Linked DNA regions of Homo sapiens: region 2 is linked to region 1. A link is an interaction called in ENCODE POLR2A ChIA-PET data of the cell type or tissue named here. Cell type or tissue: PC-9. All regions are shown on one strand.

Region 1 (4,000 bases):
TGTATAATTAATAAAGATGCTGCAGCTATATTTTCCCACAGTGAAATCCTTGCACAAGAGAAGTATCTGTAATCCTGGTCTACAGAAATTATTTAAGATGTGCTATTACACTAAGAAATAGAAATAAAATTACCTCTGTCAAATTGTACCATAATGACATTAATTTGATATTATAATATCTATCTCTCTTAAGAATTAGACATTGTCTGTAGTTTTGGTATGAGAAGGTTCAGTAAGAAAGATATTAAAATATAATTTGACCAGCAGAACTCCACTATGAGCTGAAAATTTAGATGATTTATAAACATTAATGGAATGGTGGCTGTCTCATTATGCTTATTTAGTAAGGGAAACAATTAAAATATGTACCTAGTACAACGATGACTTTTGGGAGTAAAGAAATTCACATTAGCTGTTCAGATAGCTAGATACATCAGCATATTTCACAATATATTTTATTTCCCTGGTGCTTATGTATATATGGATATTATTGAACTTTATAATTCATTATCTCCATACAAAGAAGTAAACAAAACAAAGATACTTAACTAGTAAGACACGGCTGCTAAATGCATACGCACCTTTTTTTTTTAAACAAGTTTATACAGCCTGTTCTTGTTAAATATTTTAGCGAGAACTAAGTTTTAAAGCTTGATAATTATAGTTATCCATTCTGAAATGACATTTCTCGTGATTTTACTCCTTGTCACTTATATGTATTTAAGCTGGCCTACCTATCTTTGAACAGTATAGGCAAAGAAAAAGGAATATGGTATTAGAATTCACCTTCACTTGATGGAGAACCGGATGTGGTTATCTGGGTAAGAGCCCAGGTTACTTGGATGGAGAGATGGGTTTGCTGGTTTACACTAGGAAGAGTGACGTATTTACCTCGATTCTACTGAAAGCGGATAAAAGCAGTACCATCACTGTGACCTAGGAAAAGGGAAAATGTAAGCCCACTAATATGGAAGCCCATTCAGAAACATTTTCTGTGAACGATAGGAGGACCAGCCTCATCATATTCCTGCTTACTGATCCACATCTGCTGGAATGTGGACAGGCTGGCAAGGATGGAGCCCCCAATCCAAACAGAATACTTCCGCTCTGGGGGAGCTATGATCTTGATTTTCATGGTGCTGGGTGCCAGGGTTATGATTTCTTTCTGCATCCTGTCAGCAATGCCTGGGTACATGGTGCTCCCTCCAGATAACACGGTGTTGGCATAGAGATCCTTGCGAATATCCACATCGCACTTCATGATAGAGTTGAAGGTTGTCTCATGGATCCCACTGGACTCAATGCCCAGAAAGGAAGGCTGGAAAATGGCTTCAGGGCATCGGAAGCGTTCATTCCCAATGGTGATCACCTGCCCATCAGGAAGTTCATAGCTCCGTTCCGGTGAGGAGGATGCGGCTGCCCTGACCATCTCCTGCTCAAAGTCCAGGGCTACGTAGCACAGCTTCTCTTTGACATCTCGCACAATCTCCCGCTCAGCAGTGGTGGTGAAGTTATAGCCTCGCTCTGTCAGGATCTTCATGAGGTAATCAGTCAGGTCTCTCCCTGCCAGATCCAGGCGTAGAATGGCATGAGGCAGGGCATAACCTTCATAGATGGGCACGATGTGAGTGACCCCATCCCCAGAATCCATCACGATGCCTGTGGTCCGTCCTGAGGCATAGAGGGACAGCACAGCCTGGATGGCGACATACATGGCTGGTGTGTTGAAAGCCTCGAACATGATCTGAGTCATCTTTTCCCGGTTGATCTTGGGGTTCAGGGGTGCCTCGGTGAGGAGGATGGGATGCTCATCTGGTGCCACACGGAGCTCATTGTAGAATGTGTGGTACCAGATCTTTTCCATATCGTCCCAGTTGGTGACCACTCCATGCTCGATAGGATACTTCAGGGTCAGGACGCCTCTCTTGCTCTGAGCCTCATCTCCCACGTAGCAGTCCTTCTGGCCCATGCCTACCATAACGCCCTGGTGTCGAGGACGCCCTATCATGGAGGGGAACACAGCCCGGGGGGCATCGTCACCACCAAAGCCTGCCTTGCACATCCCTGACCCATTATCCACTACCAAGGCAGACAGCTCATTGTCAGTCATGGTGCTGGCTGAGATCTTCCAGACGAGTGAACAGGACAAGTGAATAGACAGTGAGTAAGAGAAAGTGAACAGGCCTAAAACACTCCAGAAATGCTTTCAGACACGGGAGGCTGCACCGGGACCACAGGTATTTAAAGGAACACACTGACTCCGCCCATGTCCTACTCCACCAGTTCCCAGCATTTCTGGATGAGGTCATCTCTGAGGTATTAATGATGGTGATGATTACATAAACAATTAGATCTTTCTACATAAAGAGAAAATTGGCTGCCAAGTGGTCAAATCTCAGGTTCCTGTAATTAGGCAACCCACACATGACCGTCAGCCTGCCTGGTGAGGTCTCTAGATAACTATGATGATGCAGTGGGGGATATAAAAGCAAGATGAAAGAAAGCTGGTGCTAGGTATGGCAACACTGCTGGGAGGAAGGCTCCCTCCTTAGCGTCCCTGAGGATTCACTTTTCCTACACTAGCTTACCTTTTCATTCTTAAGATACTGTTCTGATGAGGGGTCTTACCCTGCAATCTTCACTTTTTCAAGATTTTTGTTTCCATTAGATTCCTAATCCCACAGGGTGTCATCATCGTAGAGACTGTTTTAGTAAATGAAAATAATAAATGGCTAAGGATGGCCTGATGGCTGTAATTACAATGCACTTGTGTCAAGCAAAATGTAGAGATATTTAATAGACTTCTAATCCATCAGAGATCAAGCGAAAGGAATAGAATGATTGCTAAAGTTAACCCATATAGATACTTTTTTCTGATATAAATTTCTAACAACCAAATTTCATTAAACATTTACTGTGTCTAGACATTGTTCATAGAACCAGGTTCATTGGGTCCATGTTAATTGTATAATGACTGAATGTCAACTATTTTGCATGATTTATTAAGATGCAGGTTATAAAAATTTATTTATTTGCAACAACTCTTGAGTTCTGCAACAATGGACAAAATGAAGTGATAAGACAAATTTGAAAAATTATATATTTAAACTAATCCTTAAAACATTTTGATCTTCAAGATACATATACTATATTATAACATTAAACCTCTATGTAGTTATTAAAATCTATACAATTAGAATTATACTAGCTTTCCTTCCATTTCAAGATATATTACACCCTGATCACTTCATAGCAACAATTTGTTTGGGTTCCATGTTTCATATAGAAATACAGACTACCTGAAAAGATGTGTATGATGGTAAAATGTAGGACATCAGCAATGTGTTACAGAGAAATAGCATTTAAGAAAGCTCATTACTTCTGCTCCCCTATGTGTTAGGCGAATAGAATATAATTATCTTTGTGAGCTCTTGTAAAGCAAAGAAATTTTCCATGTCTACATCTGAGTTCTCCAAAATAATCTTTATTTGGGTTCATCATTCATTCATTTACCCAATAAAGCTTGCTTTGTAAGAGGTAGCACAGCCCCTATTTACTGGACAAAAAACACCCTCCAGCTCAAGGCCAGGAGAACTAACCTGAGTCTTTGCCCAGTGAGCCTCTTGGAGAGTCATGGTGTAGCATCAAGCTGTGAGCATCCAGCCCTCTTCTTTGTCTATAGCTTGATATAGATTTATTTTATCCAGTGCTGTAATATGCCTTCAAAACCTTTCTGGTGACAATCAGTCATGGCAGAATGTATGTTTCATCACAAGATCCATGGTTTTGCTTTAGGGCTCACCAAAACAGTCCTTTCCTTTAATCTTTTCTGTAACTGCAAAATTCCTTCTTCAACAGTGTTAAAAACCTTCACACTGAATGGTTTTATGAACTTCCTTGTTATGTAGTACAACCAAGCTTTTGATTAAAACAACATTTTATTGCTATAGGATGGTGCTTCTGGGAATTTTTTAAAATCCCATAACAAACTACATGCACA
Region 2 (4,000 bases), 320 kb after region 1:
TTTATTTATGTGTCTACGAATAATTTATTTAATCATTTTGGGCCTCATTTTCCCAATGTACCTCATACAAAAGATCAATGAAACCAAGAGCTGCTCCTTCAAGAAACAAACAAACATACAAGATAGGTAGACAGCTAGCTAGATTAACAAAAGAAAGAGAGAAGATCTTTTGTATGGATTTTTGCATGTCAATTTCATTCAGTTCTTCTTTAAATTTTGTTATGTCTTTTCTTCCACTGGCCTTGGGGTTGGTTGGCTCTCTTTTTTTTCTAGTTCCTTCAGGTGCAAAGTTAGATTGTTAATTTTAAATCTTTCTAACTTCTTGATAAAGCCATTTAGTACCGTTAGCTTTCCTCTTAACACGGCTTTAGCTGTATCCCAGGCAGTTTGGTGAGTGTTGTCCCTATTTTCATCAATTTCAAATAATTTTTTGATTTTTGCTTTAATTTCTATGTTCGTCCATAAATTATTCAGGAACAAGTTGTTTAATTTCCACGAATTTGCATAGTTTTTAGAAATCCCCTTGATATGAATTTCTATTTTTATTGCACTGTGGTTTGAGTGTGTGCTTGGTTTGATTTCAATGTTTTTGAATTTATTGAAACTTCCTTTATGACTGAGCATGTGGTTGATCTTGGATAATGTTCCATGTACAGATGAGAAAAATGAATATTCTGTGGTTACTGGGTGGAGTGTTCTGTAGATGCCTATTAGTTACAATTGGTCAAGTGTCAAGTTTAAGTCCAGGATTTCTTTGCTAGTTTTTTGCCTCGATGGGGTGTCTAATGCTGTCAGTGGGGTGTTGACGTTTCCCACTATTATTGGGTGGTTGTCTGAGTCTTTTTGTAGGCCAAGAAGAACTTGTTTTCTGAATTTGTGTGCTCCAATGTTGAACGCATATATATTTAGGATAGTTATGTCTTCTTGCAAATGTCATTTTAATCCTTATTTTACTAGAATTATTCATTTTGCTTTCTGTTTTCCTGACTTCTGTGATACCCACACTCTTGGTTCTTCTTGAAACTATCTGATGGTTTCTCCACTGTCTCATTTGTAGATACCTCTGCCTTTTTTCACCTCTTGAATGTTAGTCTTTTTAGCTGTCAGTGTTCTGTTCTTGGCACACTTCTCCTCTATGTAATATTCTGATACACTTACAAAGTAGTAAATATGTGTTTGATCAATTAGACAATAAATAAATAGCTGCCCCCATTTGTTTCTAGAGTCTCTTTGACACCCATATGTTGATAACTCAAAAGTCTACATCATCTTGATGATCTGGACTTACATATATTTCAACATACCAGAGTTACAGCCATATGTTACCTAGACATTTATAATGCAATAAACAAAATGAACTCATCTTCGGTATTCTCTATTTCAATGATTAGACCTACCCAGTCCCTCAAGTTAGAAACTAACTACACTTTTTTTGTCCTGCTCCCTTACCAATCCCAATACAATCTATCACAAAATTCTGCCTGTGTTTTCTTCTAAGATTCTCTCATTCATTTTTCTCTCCATCTCTAACATTGCTTGATATCAGGCACTGATCATGCCTTCATCATTTCTCTTTCTGACTTTTTCAAGAGCCTCCTGCATTCTTACTTTTAGATATATTCCTTTAAATCACATTTTCTGTACATATATCATAGTATCGGTATCAAAAACACAAATCTGATTTTATTGGACCTTTTTTTCACTCACCACTATACTAAAAAGGAAAATTAAACTTATGTTTTGCTATTTTCAGTATTTTCAATAGCTTTCCATTGCCTAGCAGTTAAAATACAATCTTCTTAACATGGCCCAGCAGGCCATCCCTATGAACCTCTTGACCTTTATCTTACAGCACTCTGCCTCTCACTTCATGCCTCAGTTGTGCAGTATTGCTTATGTCCCTCATCCAGAAACCATGTAATTTTTTAATTTTATGCCTTTATTGATACCATACCTCCCTTTTCCTCCTTTCTTCTATGTATTCCTACTCATTTTTATGAATGAGCCCTGGAAACCTCCTATGAAGGTACCCACGGAGGCTTTCATGATTTCCTTGGTTGGATTATGTGTTTCTATATACTCATTCAGAGTTAGCAAAACTTTACTTATGCATTGTTTTATAATTATCCATTCATATATTTGCCTCCTTTACAATACAGTGATCTTTAAGTGTGGACACTGTGTCCTTTTCATTTCTATTCCCAGGACATGGGCTAATGCTTGAAACACAGGAGACCCTCAAGAAGTATCTGCAAAATGAACACTAGTGAGAAAGGACGGCTTTTGTTAGACTTCATCCTATAAATCTTGAAGACTTTAACCTAGAAGCATTGGAGGTCAGGTGGTTTACTCCAGGAGTTTTATTGCTGGCTTGATCTGTGATGTCTCATATTTATGTGCTGTTGGGCAAGGGAGATATAGAGAGGGATAAGCTCTTGGCTATTCTTGTTTGCCCTGGTAAATCACAGGTCTGCCCATTCAACTGCATAAATATTTCTGAAATGCATTCACTATTTTTAGTTCAGACTACAACATCGCATGTCTGGATTCCTAAGCAACCTCCCCATAACTGACTTCCTTGGCTTAAGTCTATTCTTTTCCAATTCATTTCCCATACATAATGTAACCACAGTAATCTTTTCCAGATGCTAAAGTTCCTTATTTGGTTCCAAAACTTTTAGACAAAAGTTCAAACTCTTTAATGCAGCGTATAATGATACAGTTTATAATCTGAGTCTTGCTTGCTTTTCCAGCCTTGTGGCTCACTATGCTGTCCTGGACTACCTGAGTTCTTGCTAGACTGCATGGCTATGGTTCATTGAATTTGCTTTATTTCACTTACTTCTGGGTCTTTGGATTTGCTTGGGACACTCCTCCTTTTTATCCCCATTCTCATTTTCAGCTAACTCTTAACTGATTGTTCAGAGTATAGCTTATGTGTTACTTTATCCAGAAAGCCTTCCTTGATGTCCAAAAATGTTCAGGAATGTTTTAGGTCTCCCCGTCTACCAGTTTCTCAACCCATATGCTCCTGTCACACCCCTGTTCTTCCCTCATACATAAGCATCACATGATCATAGCTGCCTTTCATATTGTCTTTGTAACCCACTAAATTAAGTCCTGTGAAGGCAGAAACCACATCAATTGTATTCTTTGTTTTATAGTTAGTATCTAGTACAGGAGCTTGCACAAATTCCTGATGAATATTATGAATTGAATGAGTGAATGTTTGAATATAGGGTAATTTTATGTTATCCACTGGATTTCATGTTACTATGATGTTGAGTAATTACAAGAGAAATACGACTAGAACTCTGAAGTTTTTTTTTTAATCTACTAGTTATACATAAGACTTCTCCTGATAGTCCTGTGTTTGTTGTTTATTAGGTGTCCAATGAGGAACTTGGGTTTTATGAACACTAAGTCCCTACCAATCCCAACAGTATGTCTGAATCTCTGAGTTCCCATAAGAAGAAAGATTCTTCTCAAAATAAATCACTAATAAGGGAAATTTGGTGACTGATTGAAGCTAAGGAAGATAACCTCATTTCTACTTCTGTAAGGAGGAAAATACCCTCTCTGCCAAAGTAAGTGGATGCCTCTAGGTCACTGGCAATGATCTGATTTGCCAGGAATAGTTTTCTGGAACCATAATGGAATTTGGGTCTGGTTCCATGAGAGAAGTGTGGGCTCAGGAAGACAAGCTTTTAAGTATTGTTGTCAAGGATTTTATGGTCTTATGAGGTATAGGGGCAAAATTTATTAATGACTCAGCAAGGCTGCCCTAATTTTAGGCCTGAAGGTAAGCTTGCAACACTTCAGAGAGTGGGAGACAGGGAGGAAGTATTATCACTTCAACTGAGTCTTGTTTTATTTATAAATACTGTGTTGATGAATTTTAAATTGGTCATCCTTAATTTGGGGCCTAAAATAGATCAGACCTCTTTCTTAGTTCCCTCCTTTGAGTCAAAAGAGACCAAAATAAGAATTTATATACGTA

What was found. ChIA-PET counts read pairs that join two places held together with the same protein. Peaks named below come from ENCODE experiments on the same cell type or tissue, not always from the same donor. Only the 100,000 strongest peaks of a DNase experiment are listed, where the experiment ranks them.
Region 2: POLR2A ChIA-PET joins it to region 1 with 5 read pairs; 1 of 35 experiments calls an interaction of 5 or more read pairs at or near these places.

What each region holds. Positions count from the first base shown.
Region 1 is chr5:57,480,598-57,484,597 of GRCh38, forward strand. It overlaps ACTBL2 (actin beta like 2), which reads right to left and starts at 2,214. Exons shown (of 1, transcript NM_001017992.4): 1 at 1-2,214. The coding sequence starts at 2,110. The coding sequence ends at 980. The region is part of intron 1 of RMEL3 (enriched in melanoma 3); the gene reads left to right. In PC-9, no CTCF peak of the experiment used is centred here; a DNase peak (open chromatin) is centred at 2,304; H3K27ac peaks cover 414 bases.
Region 2 is chr5:57,801,656-57,805,655 of GRCh38, forward strand. No RefSeq gene overlaps it. Among named protein-coding and RNA genes, the nearest start is that of LINC02225, 96 kb to the right of the region's middle. In PC-9, no CTCF peak of the experiment used is centred here; a DNase peak (open chromatin) is centred at 2,456; H3K27ac peaks cover 1,171 bases.